Regions from separate parts of the Homo sapiens genome. Here region 2 is linked to region 1. The links are chromatin loops, found by intact Hi-C in ENCODE. Cell type or tissue: HCT116. All regions are shown on one strand. Links, peaks and the distances in the headings refer to the core of each region. The heading gives the core; the rest is flanking DNA. Region 1 overlaps NSMCE4A (NSE4A component of SMC5/6 complex). Region 2 overlaps TACC2 (transforming acidic coiled-coil containing protein 2).

Evidence for each region. Hi-C counts contacts between places; a loop is a spot of excess contacts. Peaks named below come from ENCODE experiments on the same cell type or tissue, not always from the same donor. Only the 100,000 strongest peaks of a DNase experiment are listed, where the experiment ranks them.
Region 2: a loop joins it to region 1, with 19 times the contacts of the local background. A loop is called at or near these places in 30 of 110 quality-filtered maps.

Annotation. Positions count from the first base shown.
Region 1 is chr10:121,958,671-121,967,626 of GRCh38, reverse strand. It overlaps NSMCE4A (NSE4A component of SMC5/6 complex), which reads left to right. Exons shown (of 11, transcript NM_017615.3): 5 at 2,242-2,341; 6 at 4,299-4,389; 7 at 6,110-6,204; 8 at 7,221-7,269; 9 at 8,032-8,126; 10 at 8,217-8,303. The coding sequence ends at 8,291. Among named protein-coding and RNA genes, the nearest start is that of NSMCE4A, 12 kb to the left of the region's middle. In HCT116, for the core only: no CTCF peak of the experiment used is centred there; no DNase peak of the experiment used is centred there.
Region 2 is chr10:122,040,990-122,049,945 of GRCh38, reverse strand. All of the region lies in intron 2 of TACC2 (transforming acidic coiled-coil containing protein 2), which reads right to left. Among named protein-coding and RNA genes, the nearest start is that of TACC2, 56 kb to the right of the region's middle. In HCT116, for the core only: no CTCF peak of the experiment used is centred there; a DNase peak (open chromatin) is centred at 5,476; H3K4me3 peaks cover 773 bases.

The DNA of each region.
Region 1 (8,956 bases), core at 511-8,510:
CAGTTATTTGTGAACCTTAAATTGCTTTTTCTTGTAGGGACAAAGATTATTTGGTATTGTAGAGGTGACAGTCATGATGCCGTTGTTTGGAGACTTTTGAAACTTTGATATGAAAGTTCATAAACACTAGGCCGGGTGTGGTGGCTCATGCCTGTAATCCCGGCACTTTGGCAGGTGGATGCAGGTAGATCATCTGAGCTCAGGAATTCAAGATCAGCCTGGGCAACATGGCGAGAACCCATCTCTACCAAAAATACAAAAAATTAGCCCGCTGTAGTGGCCCATGCCTGTGGTCCTGGCTACTTGGGAGGCTGAGGTGGGAGGATCACTTGAGCCTGGGAGGCAGAGATTGCAGTGAGCTGAGATTGCGCCATTGCACTCCGGCCTGGCTGACAGTGAGACCCTGTCTCAAAAAAGAAAAAAAAGTCCATAAACTCTAGATGTGGATGGAACCTTAAAGGATCTCTCATTCTGCTTTAGCAGAAAAGGCCAGAACCTCTTTACCAGTGCTCTCCTGGCTCCTTTGCTTCTAGCTCATGAGACTCTGGGTTTATCATCTTTAAAATCCTTATCATATAGGAGGATGATACCTCCTACTGAGGGTATCTTATGAGTCTCCCAACGTCTAAAGTGACATTTATTATAATACCCTGTTAGATGACCACTGACTTGTATTTGAAGATTACTTGTCACTGCCACATAAACTGTCCAGTTCATTTTTTAGATAGAACTCTGATTTAAAAAAAAGATTTCTTTATATTTGAATGAAGTTGGCTTCTGTCTTAACTTCCTGGCATGGTCCTATGGAGAAATTAAGAACAGCTCTTACTGGCTCTTCTCTAAGAGGACCTTCAAGTATACTGGTTTTGTTGCCCAGTAAATACTTTAGGGTAGCCATCTGAGTTGTTCAGTCCTTCTTTAAGTGGTATAGCTCCTGGGCTTTTGTCTTTTCTAATTTGTCTTTCTAAAAACCATTGAGATTGATAGTAGCTCGGGTAGAAGGCCTTGGAGATGCCAATGTAGTAGTGTGGTGTGGGGTCTGGCATCTATTTTTAATAAGACTTCAGGTAACTCAGGTGCCCAGAGCCATTTGTGTATGTTCTATTTAATAGGATGTAGTCCAAACTTCTTCATCTTAGGATAAAGTCTAAATCTTTGTTTTTTGCTATTGTACTAAACTCATAAATCCTAGGTTATAAAGATAAAGCCTTAAACTTTATCTCATCATCCAGCCCAATTTCCAGCCACAATGAAGTACTTAAAACTCTGTGTCTTTGTACTTGCTGTTCTCTTGGCCTCCAATTCCTTTTCATCTTTTCCATTCGGTAAAGTTTGTTTATCCCACAGGCCCCATCTTGGAAGCCTCCAGCAACTTCTCCAGACAGAGGTGTTAGCAGTGTAGGATCAGATTTCTCAACCACGTCACTCCCATGTCTGGGTAGATATCTCTGCCCAAGTGTTCTCATAGCACTTGAGCAGTACTCTCTAAGCGCCCAGGATCTACCATGTTGCTTTTTTAAAATTTGATTAATTTATTTTTTTATACTGCTCCTTGTGGAGCAGGAGTGTTCCCAGAGTAGCCCACCATGTTATATTGAAATGGATCTGTGTGCATAATGCAGCTGTCCATCTACATCGTATATTTTTGTCTCCTCAAGGGTAGGGACCACATGAGCCTTATTCTTGGGGCTTTGATCTCTACATGATGCAGACTTACATCTATTACTGTAACCCAAGTCTGCATGAGGGCAGAATCCAGAAGGAAAAGGAATCCCATGGCTGTGACTTGCCCTGTTATCCTAAGACAGATGTGTTCTGTAGTCCTGGGCTGGGAGCCTCTGCCTTGGCCTCCCCAGATCAAAGTCTTCTGACCCCACTGGAGCTTCCCCACATACATGTTCATCCTTCCCCTGCTCTTAGAAGTTGGCTTTGCAAAACAATAGGTTGGGTGGTGGGAAGATGTCACAGGCATATTCACTGGCCTACTTTACAGGGCAGTATGTAGGTGTCTGAGGAGGTATCTGTGGTTGAGTAAAGCTCCTAGGAGTTCTTTTAGAAATACAAAGAAGGCAGAAAGGCTGTCACAAACCTTATCAAGAGTCTTACTCTGATGTCAGCTTGTATATCACTGATGTCTGGTCTGAATTTGACTATACCATGCAAACTACTTTTAGTTAGTAAAGTTAGTTTGTTTAACAAACAACAGGCAAAAAAAATAAATGAAAGCATACTTTTCATTAGGTTGGGTTCAATATACGGAGAGTGCCCTGTGCCAAAGCCACGAGTTGATCGTCCAAGAAAAGTTCCTGTGATACAAGAGGAGAGGGCAATGCCTGCCCAGGTTTGTTTTAAAATGTTGCTTTTAAAAAAACACATTAAAGTTAAAATAGCTGTTAAAATAATGTGCATGCAATTTGGCCATTTTTTCTAAGTGTGCGGGTCTGGAGCCAGGTTTTGTCACTTAAATAATCATTTTATTTAAGCCTTTAAGCATTTTATTGGATTGGCTGCTTGTCTTTGTTTTAACTCATTTCTCTAGTTTTGATCAGTTCTCCGAAGCCAGGGTCAACCTCAGCACTGTCAACATTTACGGCTGGATAATGTTGGTTTGGGGAGCTGTCCTGCGCATTGTAGGATGCTTAGCGGCATCCCCAGCCTCTACCTGTTATATGCTAATAGCCCCCCCGACCCCTGAGTTGTGACAACCAAAAATGTCTACATGTGACAACAAATGTTCCCTGGGGAGGTGGGGGGAAAGTCACACCCACTCGAGAACCACTGTTTCTAAACCGCCCTTTTGTATTTTGCTATTTTATGTTCAACCTGAAAATGGTTAATCTGGTAATGTTACTATTCTATTAAGAAATTGATATGAAAATGTTACTGAGGCCAGGCACAGTGGCTTACGCCTGTAATCCCAGCACTTTGGGAGGCCGAGGCGGGCAGATCACAAGGTCAGGAGTTCGAGACCAGCCCGGCCAATACGGGGAAACCCCGTCTCTACTAAAAATACAGAAATTAGCTAGGTATGGTGGCAGGTGCCTGTAGTCCGGGCTATTCGGGAGGCTGACGCAGGAGAATTAGGAATCTAGGAGGCAGAGGTTGCACTGAGCCGAGATCATGCCACTGTACTCCAGCCTGGGCGACAGAGCGAGAGTCCGTCTCAAAAAAAACAAAGGTTGCCCGAGTGTGGTGGCTTACGCCTGTAATCCCAGCACTTTGGGAGGCCAAGGCGGGCAGATCCACCTGAGGTCAGGAGTTAGAAACCAGCCTGGCCAACATGGTGAAACCCTGTCTCTACTAAAAAGTACAAAAAATTAGCCAGATGTGGTGGTGGGTGCCTCTAATCCCAGCTACTCTGGAGGCTGAGGTAGGAGAATTGCTTGAACCTGGGAAGCGGAGGTTGCAGTGAGCCGAGATGGCACCACTGCACTCCAGCCTGGGCCACAGAGCAAGACTCCATCTCAAAAAAAAAAAAAAAAAGTTACTGAAACCAGAAAATCTGTTTTTTTTTAAACCATAATTTTTTTTGAGACAGAGTCTTGCCCTATCACCCGGGCTGGAGTGCAGTGGCGCGATCTCGGCTCACTGCAACCTCCGCCTGCTGGGTTCAAGCCATTCTCCTGCCTCAGCCTCCCAAGTAGCTGGGATTACAGGCAGGCACCACCATGCCCGGCTAATTTTGGTGTTTTTTAATAGAGACGGTTTCACCATAATGGCCAGGCTGGTCTCGAACTCCTGACCTTGTGATCCACCTGCCTCAGCCTCCTACAGCGCAGGGATTACAGGCGCGATGTCGGCTCACTGCAAGCTCCGCCTCCCGGGTTCATGCCATTCTCCTGCCTCAGCCTCCTGAGTAGCTGGGAGTACAGGCGCCTGTCACCACACCTGGCTAAGTTTTTGTATTTTTAGTAGAGATGGGGTTTCACCGTGTTAGCCAGGATGGTCAGCAAGACCCCATATCTAAAAAAATTTTTTTTAATTAGCCAGGTGTCTTAGACAAGGTAGAATGAATTAAAAAAAAAAAAATTAGCCAGGTGTAGTGGTGCACGCTTCTAGTGCCAGCTACTCAAGAAGCTGAGGTGGTAGGATCCCTTGAGCACAGGAGTCTGAGGTTACAGTGAGCCGAGATCATGCAACTGCACTCTAGCCTGGGTGGCAAAGCAAGACCCTGTCTCAAAAAAAAAAAAGAGTTCGGGTGTGCAAGAGAGAAGAAAAGGAGTTTGGGTGTGCAAGAGAGAAGAAAACGTTAATAGGCCAGTAAGTAGGTCTGTCAGCTTGATAATGACTTTTTTCAGTTAAGAAGAATGGAAGAATCTCATCAAGAAGCAACAGAGAAAGAAGTAGAAAGAATCTTGGGATTGTTGCAGACATATTTTCGAGAAGATCGTAAGTGTAACACCATTCAAAGTGGAGCAATTTGTATTTATCTGTTCACTGAGGTTACTTGTATTTAAAAGGCAATTTCAGCTGTATGTAATATTTGAATAAATACATATGCATTTTATGAGGATTCTTCTCCCCTTTAGAAATTTCATGTGAAAACTTTGAAGTTAACGTTTTCATTTTTATCTTTAAAAGATGGGGATTTTTTTTGTTACAAAATGAAATATGCCATTCAAGTGAGAAATGTCAAAAGTAGCTGTTCCACCTCCCCTCATTATAAAATGTAATGTGTATATTTTCAGATTATTTTATCAGTTTTATACACACCTACCTAAATAGTTTGTTTTGGCCGGGCGTGGTGGCTCACACCTGTAATCCCAGCACTTTGGGAGGCTGAGGTTGGGAGTTCGATACCCGCCTGACCAACATGGAGAAACCTCATCTCTACTAAAAATACAAAATTAACCGGGTGTGGTAGTGCATTCCTGTAATCCCAGCTACTTGGGAGGCTGAGGCAGGAGAATCGCTTGAACCCGGGAGACAGAGGTTGCGGTGAGCCAAGATCACGCCATTGCACTCTAGCCTGGGCAACAAGAGCGAAACTACATCTGAAAAAAAAAAGTTTGTTTTTTTCTTTTTTTCCAAGCTAATCATAATATGCACATTCTTCTGCTACGTGACTTTTCCATGTGGACATTCTTCCACATCATTTCATATAGATCTCCCTTGTTTTGTTCACTGATTCCCATTATATGGCTGTACTGTAAATATATTTAACAGATCCTCCATTAATGGATGATTAAGTTCCTTTTTTTTTTTTTTGAGACAGAGTCTCGCTCTGTCGCCCAGGCTGGAGTGCAGTGGCGCGATCTTGGCTCACTGCAACCTCTCCCTCCTGGGTTCACGCCATTCTCCTGCCTCAGCCTCCCAAGTAGCTGGGACTACAGGCACCCGCCACCACGCCTGGCTAATTCTTTTGTACTTTTAGTAGAACCTGGGTTTCACCGTGTTAGCCAGGATGGTCTTGATCTCCTGACCTTGTGATCCACCCACCTCGGCCTCCCAAAGTGCTGGGATTACAGGCATGAGCCACCGCGCCCGGCCAAGTTCCTATTTTTTTTTTTTTTTTTTAGGAGACAGTCTCACTCTTTCGCCCAGACTGGAATGCAGTGGCACCATCTCAACTCACTGCAACCTCCACCTCCTGGATTCAAGCAATTCTCCTGCCTCAGCCTCCTGAGTAGCTGGGATTACAGGCGCACGCGCCACCACATCTGGCTAATTTTTTTTCTGTATTTTTAGTAGAGACATTGTTTCGCCATGTTGGCCAAGCTAGTCTTGAACCCCTGACCTCAGGTGATCTGCCAGCATCGGCCTCCCAAAGTGCTGGGATTACAGGTGTGAGTGCCATGCCCAGCTGGATGATTAAGTTCTTTATAGCATTTTACTCTTGTATAAATTGCTGAAGTAAAAAATCTTAGTATGTAATTTTGTGCAGTTACACTTGTATTTCTGTAGCACAGCTTCTTAGAGGTGGTTTCCAGGTCAGTGGGCATACATGTTTTTAGTAGAGATGCCAAATTGGCCTCCAGAAGGGTTGGATTGATTTGCACTCCTGCAGCAGGAATGAGTACACATCCTTTCTTTGTCTCTGGCTAACGCTAGAGTGTACTGATATTAATGACAAGCAAAAATCAATTTTTTTTTCTCTTTTTGTCTATAGCTGATACCCCAATGTCCTTCTTTGACTTTGTGGTTGATCCTCATTCTTTCCCCCGTACAGTGGAAAACATCTTTCATGTTTCCTTCATTATACGGGTAAGATTAAAGATTATTTTTCTAATTGCTTTTATATGCTTTTAAAAGGCTACATAAGAAAAGCTGTAGAAGGGAGCTGGCAAAGGTATCTGTATACACTAGCCAGTATATGTTTCAGACCCATTGTAGCAAAACATTAATTGGCATATTAGGTAGAAGAAGCTAGCTAAAATTTTATATGCTTGCTTTTATGTTTTAGAAATTATTTAGAGAAAGAATTGGAAAAATTTGAATATGGAACTTTAGATTAGATAACAGTATGGTATAAATGTTAAATTTCCTGCATTTGATAGTTGTCATGTTGTATAATATCCTTGTTCTCAAGAAATACACACTGAAAGATTAGGGAAAAGAAGCAGGCCGCCTATCATTCTCACTTCATTCATAAATAATAATATGTAGAGTGATAAAGTAAACGTGGTAACTAACACTTTAACGACTGATGAATATGGGTAAAGGATATATGCCACGTGTTTATAGTAGTCTTATAGCCCTTTAAGTCTGAAATTATTTCAAAATTGGTTTTAAAACTCTACTCAGATATGTACCATGGAAATTTGCTTTAGACTATCTTTAATCTTACTTCAGGTTGCATTCCCACATGTAAGATGAATTTGATTATAACCTTAGAGAAAACCTATGTCTACCAACGTATTTTCTCAGAAATAATAACAAAGGCATATTTTGCCAGTGGTCCCAGTGACAGAATTATGCAGAATAAAATGTGGAGTATTCCAAAATATGTATAAATCAGTTAAAGAGACAAGATGAGTTTCACTTAAGAGATTCTCAGGATGGAGGCTGTGTCTGGGTGAAAGAGCTGATTAGAAACCCAAAGATACCCTGTGTAAATAAAAGATACTAGGGAAGTCTTATCTATATCATCACCTTATTATTGCTATGGTGTAATTTGATTTTCTGAGATACTGAATTTTCTGAGTAATTTTTTCCATCTAGTGCGTATAGGTTTGAGTCTTAAATGTTTGTCTTCTCCTAAAATCATGTTTTCGTTTTAGGATGGTTTTGCAAGAATAAGACTTGACCAAGACCGACTGCCAGTAATAGGTAAATGATACTATGTTTGGAAAAATTAGTTTTAGAGAAAATATATTTGTTAGTAGAATTTAAGTATTTTACTAAATGTAAATGAATTTTCAATGTAGATTAACTTTTACAATATTGTATCTTGCTCAACTACCTGAAGATACTGAAAACATGGCCAGCGTCTAAAATTTTGATGGATTCATCTATATCATTGATTCAACATCTGCTGTAAATATTAACAAAGAAATGATATAATTTCCCTCAGATCTTAATTTAGAAAGTTGGTGATTGCAGTCATTTTTGTAGTATCCCTCTTTCTAATCACGTTTTGTCAGATGCCGGCACCTTCTTTTCTCTTTGAGGTTCTATGAATCTTTCATTCTTACCTGAATAATTTCACACTCTCCATTACTCATGTCCTCCTAAGGTCTCCTGTGGAGAGTGAATATTTCCATCGCACTTACTTGCTACTTTCAATGTTCTCAATGTCCTATTGGACTCACTAGGGCTTAGCTCTGTGGTTGACACATAGATATGCAGATTTTCAAATGTCTGGAATGTGTTACTCTACTACATGTTTTTTGAAATGGAAACAGATGGAATGACTGGCTACTGTAATAATACTACAGCAGCTCCATAATGCATGAAATCCTAAAAAGTATGTAATATTATAAGTATCTTTTCAATACAGGTTTCATTGCTATTATTCATCAGTTTCCGTTTAGATTACCTGTTCCGATTTAATAACCTTTGATAAATTTGAAAAATTTGTCTTTCAAACAGAGCCTGTTAGTATTAATGAAGAAAATGAGGGATTTGAACATAACACACAAGTTAGAAATCAAGGAATTATAGCTTTGAGTTACCGTGACTGGGAGGTAAAGCTCTGCCTGTTGCCCCTGCATAGTTCTGACTCTGCCTTCACTTGCAGTAAGCCCAGTGCCTAAATGTTCATTATTGTCTGCCAGGAGATTGTGAAGACCTTTGAGATTTCAGAGCCTGTGATTACTCCAAGTCAGAGGCAGCAGAAGCCAAGTGCTTGATGCTAGCTGAAGGTAACCTTTTCAATGGGATGGCTACACAGTTCTATTAAAGTTCATTTGGCAATCCAAAGTATCCCTTTTCCCCATTCCAGTGAAATTTGAATTTTTGCCTCCCTGTAGTGCCCCATTCTTAGAACTGTGTGTAACAGGTGAGAAAGGGATAGTGGTTCTGCGTTCCCTTCTCTGGATTGATTAAATTTGTGCTGTTAAGATTTGCAGCTGAGGCCAGGCGTGGTGGCTCACGCCTGTAATCCCAGCACTTTGGGAGGCCAAGGCAAGCGGATCATGAGGTCAGGAGTTCGAGATCAGCCTGACCAACATGGTAAAACCCCATCTCTACTAAAAATACAAAAATTAGCTGGGCGTGGTGGCATGCACCTGTAATCCCAGCTACTCAGGAGGCTGAGGCAGGAGAATTGCTTGAACCCGGGAGGTGGAGGTTGCAGTGGCTGAGATCGTGCCACTGCACTCCAGCCTGGGAGACAGAGCAAGACTCTGTCTCAAAAAAAAGACTTGCAGCTGAAAGAAGCAGTGCAGGATTGTTCTTGGTTTGGTGGGTTTTGTTTTTGTTTTTGTTTTTAATAAAAAATAGGGAAGGGGTCTCACTATGTTGCCCAGGCTGGTCTCAAACTCCTGGGCTCAAGGGATGCTCCCATCTCAGCTTC
Region 2 (8,956 bases), core at 601-8,600, 82 kb before region 1:
CAACCACTTGGGATCCTAACCACTCTGAGAGTTGGTCACCTTTTCTTTCACTCCAGGATAAGCTTGTCCACCGGTTAGTTGATTTGTTGTTGTTGTTTTTATAAACCATATTCCTACAGACTAGTTGATTTTTAAAACCAGGATGCAAAAATATAAGGCTCAGTCAAAACTTTAAATCACAGGACAGAGATGAGATTTAAAATTAAAAAAAAAAAACAGAACCTCATTTAAATGATGCTATTTTAGTATAATATAAAAATCAGAAGAAGGGAAAGGGCTTTTGTAAGCTCCAAGCTGTATTTCCCAAAGCAGTGGTTGTCTTTCATTTTGTTTCCCCAGCGGCGACCCTGTGCCCCCACCCCAAACAACATGCACCCCTTGTTCTGGGATGGGGTCTGCCTTCTTTCAAGAACAGTTCCACCCATACCCTCCATCCCTGAGGTTCTCATGGAAAATGCCAGTCATAGTGCCCCATGTCCCTGCCCACTGGAGTGTACATGAGACTCCGGTCAAGCCAGGACCTTCTACGGGATTCCCTGAAGAACCAGGGCAGTTCTGGTGGGGGGTTCTATAGAAGGTGAGTCGGGAAGTCACCTGCAGCCTTGTTTCCAGCTGTGGTGGACGAAACCGCCACAGAAAGAGATGGCAGAGCTCGCAGGCAGAGAAAAGCCGAGATGCCAGGCAGAGGGAGCAGCCCTGCTGGGGCCAAGGCCTCATTCTGCCCTAGCCATCTGGGAGCTCTATGATGAGGCCGCATGCATTGCCCTTTTCACCTTAGCAGGTGGGTACAAGCTGAATTTCTGTCACTAGCAACTGAGAGTGCATTCCCCGGTCCACCTCTCATCCAGATGAGCTGCACCAGATCAGCTTGGAGGAAAACAAAGTACTCCCTGGTCAAACACCTTTGACAAGTGCTACATAATATAGGCCTCCTTTAGAAATTCACAATGCACATTAGCATAGTAAAAATTCTGAGTTCTACAGCAGAATAACTTACTGAATTTTAACTCAGAGTTTGCCAGAATTTCTTGACCACAGGACTCTTTGTTTATGTACCACAGTTTAACATCTTATAGAACTCGCGTTACATGGAACACACATTTGAAGACAGCACAAGAGCTCATTTCTTTCTACCTTGCTTAAATCTAGCAGATGGTGCAAATCTGTACGACAGACATTCCCTAGCCCATGGGCACCTTTGTGAAAATCAGAAGGTGGCACTCTTCTGGGCCAAATGCATGGCCTGGGAGCAGACAATGCCATTGTGTGAATTAGAAACTGCCTCCCCAGCCGGGTGCGGTGGCTCATGCCTGCAATCCCAGCACTTTGGGAAGGCGAGGTGGGAAGACTGCTTGAGCCCAGGAGTTCGAGACCAGCCTGGGCAACATGGAGAAACCCATCTCTACAAAACAGAAACAGAAACAAATAGGGGAAAGGAAAAGAAAGGAAGAGGGAGAGAGGGAAGGAGAGAGGGTAGGAGGGAAAGAAGGGAGGGAGGGAGGGAGGGAGGAAGCAAGGAGGGAAGGAAGGGAGGGAGGGAGGAAGGAAGGAAAGGGAGGAGAAAAAAAAAATAAGGCTCCATTCCTCCTCTCACGTTGCTCACAGTCTAGGGAGACAGACCCCAGTCCCATGGCTGCAGGGGTGTGCACACAGAGGGCACCCCAGGAAGATAGTAGGTATGGCTCCTGCCTGGAGGTGAAGCAGACAGCCCCCAAGGTCCCCCAGGAAGGGAGGGTCCCCACTCATCAAACTCTACCAACCTCTAGCCTATGGATTTTGTAAATTAATCTTGACGTTTCTGCAGGACATGTGAAAGCAAATCATCTGCCTAGTCTGCACCTGGGGACTTCTTGAGACCGTCAGACTTGTTGGATGGGCTGTAGTCCTTGACCTTCAGACACCAGCCCGAAGAGCAAGCTAGCTTTGGCTAAGGTTCCCCTACCTGGTGCATTTCCCTGAGTGGTTGGCTATCTGTGTTCATCCCATTGTGTCCAAAGGTAAAACATAAAAGATGCTTCATCTCTCAGGTACCCATACAGTCTAGTGCCAACATGAACACTACAATGCAAAAATTTTCCTTCATTTTAGCTGAAGGATAGAATGTGGGGGAAAGAGAACAACAGCAATAAATGCTCCTGTTATTGAGCACTTACTAATGCCAGGCACTGGGCCAGTATCTTTCCATGAACTATGTCATTGAATTTGCACAACTGTCTTAAGGGAAAGATGGATATTTGTGTTCCTGTTTTAGAGCTGAGGCTCTGAGAGGTTTAGTAACTGGGCCAAGACCACACAGCAGTGGAATCTAGACATAACCGATTATCTCTGATCCCAGAGCCAGGACAGGGCGTCTCTGTTTGATCCCTTCCACGGGGCAGTGTTGAAGGAGGCAGAAAGAGCTGGGGATGGTTCCTCACACGAGAGGGGGCTGCTGACCTGGGGTTGGCTTGACCTCCCTGCAGGCTGAGCCATTCCCTTAACGAGTGCCCCTGCCCCCCCCTGAGGGGTCTCAGCCTCTTCATCTGTGCATCCAAGAAGACAATCATCCCCATAGGACATTATCAAGACCATGGAAACTTTAAATCACCTTAAGTTCACACTCTATAATCTTCATTTTCAAAGAAAGATTCTTTTTTTTTTTTTTTTTTTTTTTTTTTGAGACGGAGTCTCGCTCTGTTGCCCAGGCTGGAGTTTGGTGGCACCATCTCGGATCGCTGCAACCTGTGCTTCCCGGATTCAAGCGATTCTCCTGCCTCAGCCTCCTAAGTAGCTGGGACTACAGGTGCCCACCACCACACCCGGCTAATTTTTGTATTTTTAGTAGAGACGGGGTTTCACCATATTGGCCAGGCTAGTCTCGAACTCCTGACCTTGTGATCTGCCCGCCTCAGCCTCCCAAAGTGCTGGAATTACAGGTGCCACCACACCCGGCCAAGATTCTTTATCTATAAATTATAAATCTTTGGAAGCATGATTCTCACATTTTACTATAATAACTCAAGATTAACAATACTGAGTGAGTGGCATTTTTATATCAGGGTCCTGCATTTTTGAAATTTTAACCCAATTCCTACTTGTCTGACCGCCATGCAAACCTCAGCAACTAACACCTGAGGCCAGGCCCCCCTTTCAATCACAAGATGACCTGCAGTAAAATATTCTGCAAATAATTTAACAGATAAATCTCATGCCCAGTATTCCATGAGCAAGATTTCTTTTAATTCTGGAAAGAAGACAAATAATAGCCCAGACAGATGCAAACAACAGATGGAATAAGGAGACAGATCTTTGCTCCAAGTCCAGGAGAAGAAAGGGACCACGGGCTATATTTCCTCAGGCAGATGGACTATAACAAGGGCTTGGATTTGTCTTTGAAGAAAAAAACAAAAGGCAGGCGTCTCTCCCTTTTCAGCTCCACTTCTCTTTCTTTTTTTCTTTTTTTAATTATTATTTATTTTTATTATTATATTTTGAGACAGAGTCTCACTCTGTCACCCAGGCTGGAGTGCAGTGGCGAGATCTTGGCTCACTGTAAGCTCCGCCTCCTGGGTTCAAGTGATTATCCGGCCTCAGCCTCCCGAGCAGCTGGGACTACAGGCGCCCACCACCACGCCCGGCTAATTTTTTGTATTTTTAGTAGAGACGGGGTTTCACCGTGTTAGCCAGGATGGTCTCAATCTCCTGGCCTCGAGATCCACCCGCCTCGGCCTCCCAAAGTGCTGGGATTACAGGCGTGAGCCACCACACCCAGCCCTATTATTATGATTTTTGAGATGGAGTTTTGCTCTTGTTGCCCAGGCTGGAGTGCAATGGCGTGATCTCAGCTCACTGCAACCTCCGCTTCCCGGGTTCAAGCAATTCTCCTGCCTCAGCCTCCCGAACAGCTGGGACTACAGGCATGCACCACCACACCCAGCTAATTTTGTATTTTTTTTTAGTAGAGATGGGGGTCTCACCATGTTGGCAGGCTGGTCTCGATCTCCTGACTCGTGATCCATGCGCCTTGGCCTCCCAAAGTGCCGGGATTACAGGCATGAGCCATGGCACCCGGCCCACTTCTTTTTCTAATAGAAAGCTAATCTGCAAGAATGATACTAGTTCTCCCCAACACAAACATATCTGGATGGAGTTAAAAGCAACAAAACTATCTGTATGAATGGCACATTGCACTTTTCAAAGCTCTTTGACATCCATTTGATTCTTATAAAATCCCCGTGAGCTATACCAGGCAGGTAAAATCATGTTTTCCATTTTCCAGATAAGAAACAGAGAGGCTTGCCTTCTGCCCTCTGCAAGTCTCCCACCTTGAAGTCCAGTGCTCTTTCCACAAGAATACTGACACCCAGCATTTACATAGCTCTCTTTCTGCTACGACAGCAGCAACCTAATTATTAGGAACACTTTCTGTGTGTCTAGTACTGCTCTTTTAAGTGCTTTACATATTTAAACTCATTCAATCCTTAGAGCCCGATGTTATAGCTAAGAATACTGGGCACAGAGAGGTTAAGCCACTTGCCCAAGATCACACAGCTTGGAAGTGGTGGAGCCAGGATTTGGACCAGGATGGTTTGGCTCCAGAGTCTGTGCTCTTGTCCCTGCCTTACGCTGCTTCGCCATACAGTGGAATTCGTTGCTCTATGGCCTCTGCCATTTTGCTGCTATGCTCCAAGGAATTATAGCAATTGGACATTTGAGAATAATGTGGTATAGGAGCCTAGATTTGATGCCCAGAATAGCACCTGGCACAGAAGAGGCAGTCCATAAATATTTGTTGAATGTATGAAAAGTAGATTATTCTTATTTAGTCTGGTGGCCATGTCTGCAAATCGAAAGACGTACCCTCAGCCCTGGGAACTCTCGCTTTTGCCACATTTCCCTGTGCTTTTGAATCCCCCTTCCTGTTCCCCGTCTTAGAGATAGTCTTAAGCTCTATTGCTTACTGGATTCCAAAGGACCTGTGTGTCAGCAGGCGTCACTGCAAAACAGCATGCATTTCTAAAGTTACCCTTTACACTTCCAAATCGCAGGCTGGAAAAACAATTGGCAAGCCTTACAGGACACGTGGACTCGCCCAGTTGCTTCTTCAAATCTTTCCCTCGCTGCCATTGCTTGAGTAAACAAACAGTCTTTCGTTGGCTCTGGAACACTCCAGAGCCTGGAGTCTATTTTAAAGCAATCTTTAAACAGTTACAGCAATTTTCCAGTCCTAAAAAATATACTTTGTAAAGAGCTAAAGCATTTCACCATAAAAAAAAAAAAAAAATTCCACTTACCTCTTAAACGCTCCATCACTCTAGACCACTGCTTACTGGTCATGCCAATAGAGTTAATTAAACCATGCTTAATTAACATGGTTAGATCATGACCAGAGTGTCTGCCTAAGTCGCCCCCTCTTTGAACGAGCTCCTTGGGAGCAGCTTGACTGCAGGTGAATGCTGGGAAGCAGACCAAAGGTCATCCCCATGGCATTAGGAATCGGATTTCAGAAACAACTGCCAGGCTGACCAAATATGGAGGATGAACACATGCTCTGTGCTAGAGCCAGCCGGCTGCCCATCTTCCCTGTCAAGGGAAGGCAAATGCTCACACCAGTTCTGCTAGACCATCCCAAATGTTTCTTCCCCTCCAAGGGGGTACAAAAGATTGACGAATACAGGTTGCAGAGGACACCTCAGCCTAACCTAGCAGGCACTCTGTCAGGCCAACAAGCGAAAGGCTGCCAGCGTGGGATTTCAGCTTTCCGCAAACGGAATGTTTTCTGATGTGATACAGCACGATAGAGCAGAAGAAATGAATAAGCTTCGAAGCCCGAGAGAGCTGGGTTTGAGTCCTCACTCTTCCTTTAAAAGATGGAAAATAACAGAATAGAGTTTGACGTGTGTTTTGATGATTATGCCTCATGAATAGTAAGGGCTGGGTCTAGGTTCTGGGTAGACACTGATGACTAAAACAGGCATGGTGTAAAATGTTAACTTTAGGAGAAGCCGGGGAAGCATCTATATGGGAGCTCTCCATACAATCTTTGCAACTTTTCTATAAATCTGAAAATACTCTAAAGTAAAATTTGGCCAGGCACAGTGGCTCATGCCTGTAATCCCAGCACTTTGGGAGGCCGAGGCGGGCAGATCACTTGCGGTCAGGAGTTCGAACCCAGGCTGGCCAACATGGCGAAACCTCATCTCTACTAAAAGTACAAAAATTAGCCAGGTGTGGTGGTGGGCACCTGTAGTCCCAGCTACTCAGGAGGCTGAAACACAAGAATCACTTGAACCTGGGAGGTGGAGGTTGCAGTAAGCCAAGATTGTGCACTGCACTTCAGTCTGGCAACAGAGTGAGACTCTGTAAGAAAGAAAGAAAGGAAGAAAGGAAGAAAGAAAGAGAGAGAGAGAGACAGAGAGACAGAGAGAGAGAGAAAGAAAGAAAAGAAAGAAAAAGAAAGAGAAAAAGAAAGAAAGAAAAAGAAAGAGAAAAAGAAAGAAAGAAAGAGAAAGAAAGAAAGAAAGAAATCTAATTATAAAAAGAGACACATGGTTCCTACTACCCTCATGGAATTTTGAATTTAGTGAATGAATGAGTGATATTTAGTAAATCATATCTGCCTTCCCTTCCTCAGAAGCATTTGGGTCACAAGCGGTGGCCATTACCCTAAAAGGATTCAGGAACCTCAAAGATGTAAGAGGTGACATGTTCTGATGTCTGTAGTTTGTAGGTGGCAGACTAAAGGCTTCAAAAACATACCCAATGTTGATGACCTGTATGTATTTAATATTTTAGAAACAATATGATTTAAAGAGAATTGGATGAGGTCAGAAAATCCAAATCCATGTGCCCTTGGTCAGATCAGTTCCTCTCTCCAAGCCTCTCTCTCTCCGTCAATAAACTGGGGACCACAATCTCTGCCCTTCCCTACCTCAGTGGGTGATAGGAATGCCTTGTAAACAACAACTGTACAAATAAAAGGGAGAGTCTCTTTATTCAAAGAGCTGGGCATGTCAGGATGGCCTGTACCATGCTGTGATGTTTACTTGATTATACTTAAAGTGCAGACATAAACTTTATTTCTTTTGCCCCTCTAGAATCCCTGTATCCACTCATTTTCATGCTACAGCAGCATGGTTTAAGAATGAGCAGGCAGGAAGCTGAGTACAATTGTTCTGAAACCCAAGCTTTACTGCTTATTTAGCTGTAAGTCTCTGGGTTCTACACCTCGAGTACCGTATCTGTAGAATGGGGGTCATAACTGCAGGGTTGTTCTGAAGGTTAAATAAAGGACAAGGCTAGACCACGTAGACATTGTACATGCTGGTTGTTACTGTATAAAGAAGAAACAGATTCAAAACTCATTAATGAAGAGCCCCATTGGCTATCTCAGCTTAGAGCAAAAGCAGTTAATCAGAAGTTCAGGCTGGGTGCAGTGGCTCAAGCATGTAATTCCAGAACTTTGGGAGGCTGAGGCGGGTGGATCACTTGAGGTCAGGAGTTCGAGACCAGCCTGGCCAACATGGTGAAACCCCATCTCTACTAAAAATAGAAAAATTAGCTGGGCATGGTGGCAGGGACCTGTAATCCCAGCTACTTGGGAGGCTGAGGCAGGAGAATCGCTTGACCCCGGGAGGCAGAGGTTGCAGTGAGCTGAGACTGTGCCACTGAACTCCAGCCTGGGCGACAGAGTGAGACTCTCTCTCAAAAAGAAGAAGAAAAGGCCATGTGCAGTGGCTTACGCCTGTAATCCCAGCACTTTGGAAGGCTGAGATGGGCAGATCACGAGGTCAGGAGATTGAGACCATCCTGGCTAACACGGTGAAACCCCGTCTCTACTAAAAATACAAAAAGTTAGCCGGGCGTGGTCGCGGGCGCCTGTGGTCCCAGCTACTCGGGAGGCTGAGGCAGAAGAATGGCGTGAACCTGGGAGGTGGAGCTTGCAGTGAGCCGAGATCGCGCCACTGCACTCCAGCCTGGGTGACAGAGCGAGACTCCGTCTCAAAAAAGAAAAGAAAAAAGAAAAGAACAGCTCCTCCCAAAGTTAACATTTTACACATTTATTCAGAAGATGCATCTGGCCAAAACCTGGAGCCGTGTTGTTCACACACTTGCGTAATCGTGCCAGTGAAAACTAGCACCGACCCTCCGGGCTGGGGGAACCCCACAGCAGGGGCTGTGGGAGCAGACAGGTGACAGTAAAGAAACTCTCTGCTGTCAAGGCCGGGTGCTGTGGCTACACCTGTAATCCTAGCACTTTGGGAGGCCAAGGTGGGTGGGTTACCTGAACTCAGGAGTTCGAGCCTGGCCTGGGCAACACGGTGAAACCCTGTCTCCACTAAAATACAAAAAAGTAGCCAGGCATGGCGGTGTGCACCTGTAATCCCAGCTACTCAGGAGGCTGAAACAGGAGAACTGCTTGAACCCAGGAGGCGGAGATTGTAGTGAGCCGAGATCGCGCCATTGCATTCCAGCCTGGGTGACAAAGCAGGACTCTGTCTCGTTACGAGAAAAAAAAAAAAAAAGAAAGGAAACTCTGTGCTGTCATGAAGATTGAATTAATTCTTGCTGCTTAACTTGTTCTTTGCTCAACTTCTTTCACATTAAACACATTAAAGCAGCCCAGATGCCCACCTGCAGCCTGTGGAATATTGGGAAATGCTCCCTGTCCTGCACTGGCTGAGTGTTGCTGTAATGCTGAGTTCCTCAAGAGCTAAAGAAGGGACCTTCAAGTTAACCGTAGAGCACCAAGCATAGCTTTAAACAAGATGTGCACATATATATGGCACTTTCCTCTGTCAAGCAAAGTAACAACCACACAGCGCCTGAGCAACATACAACCTCAGCCTTTCTTGATGACCAGACCCTGGGGACGGCTCGCATACACAGATTCTCCTGTCCTCCTGGTCCTCTGTTCCTCAGATGTCCACATTGCTGAGGTCTCCTGCAGCAGCAAACCTCATTCAGACCACATCTT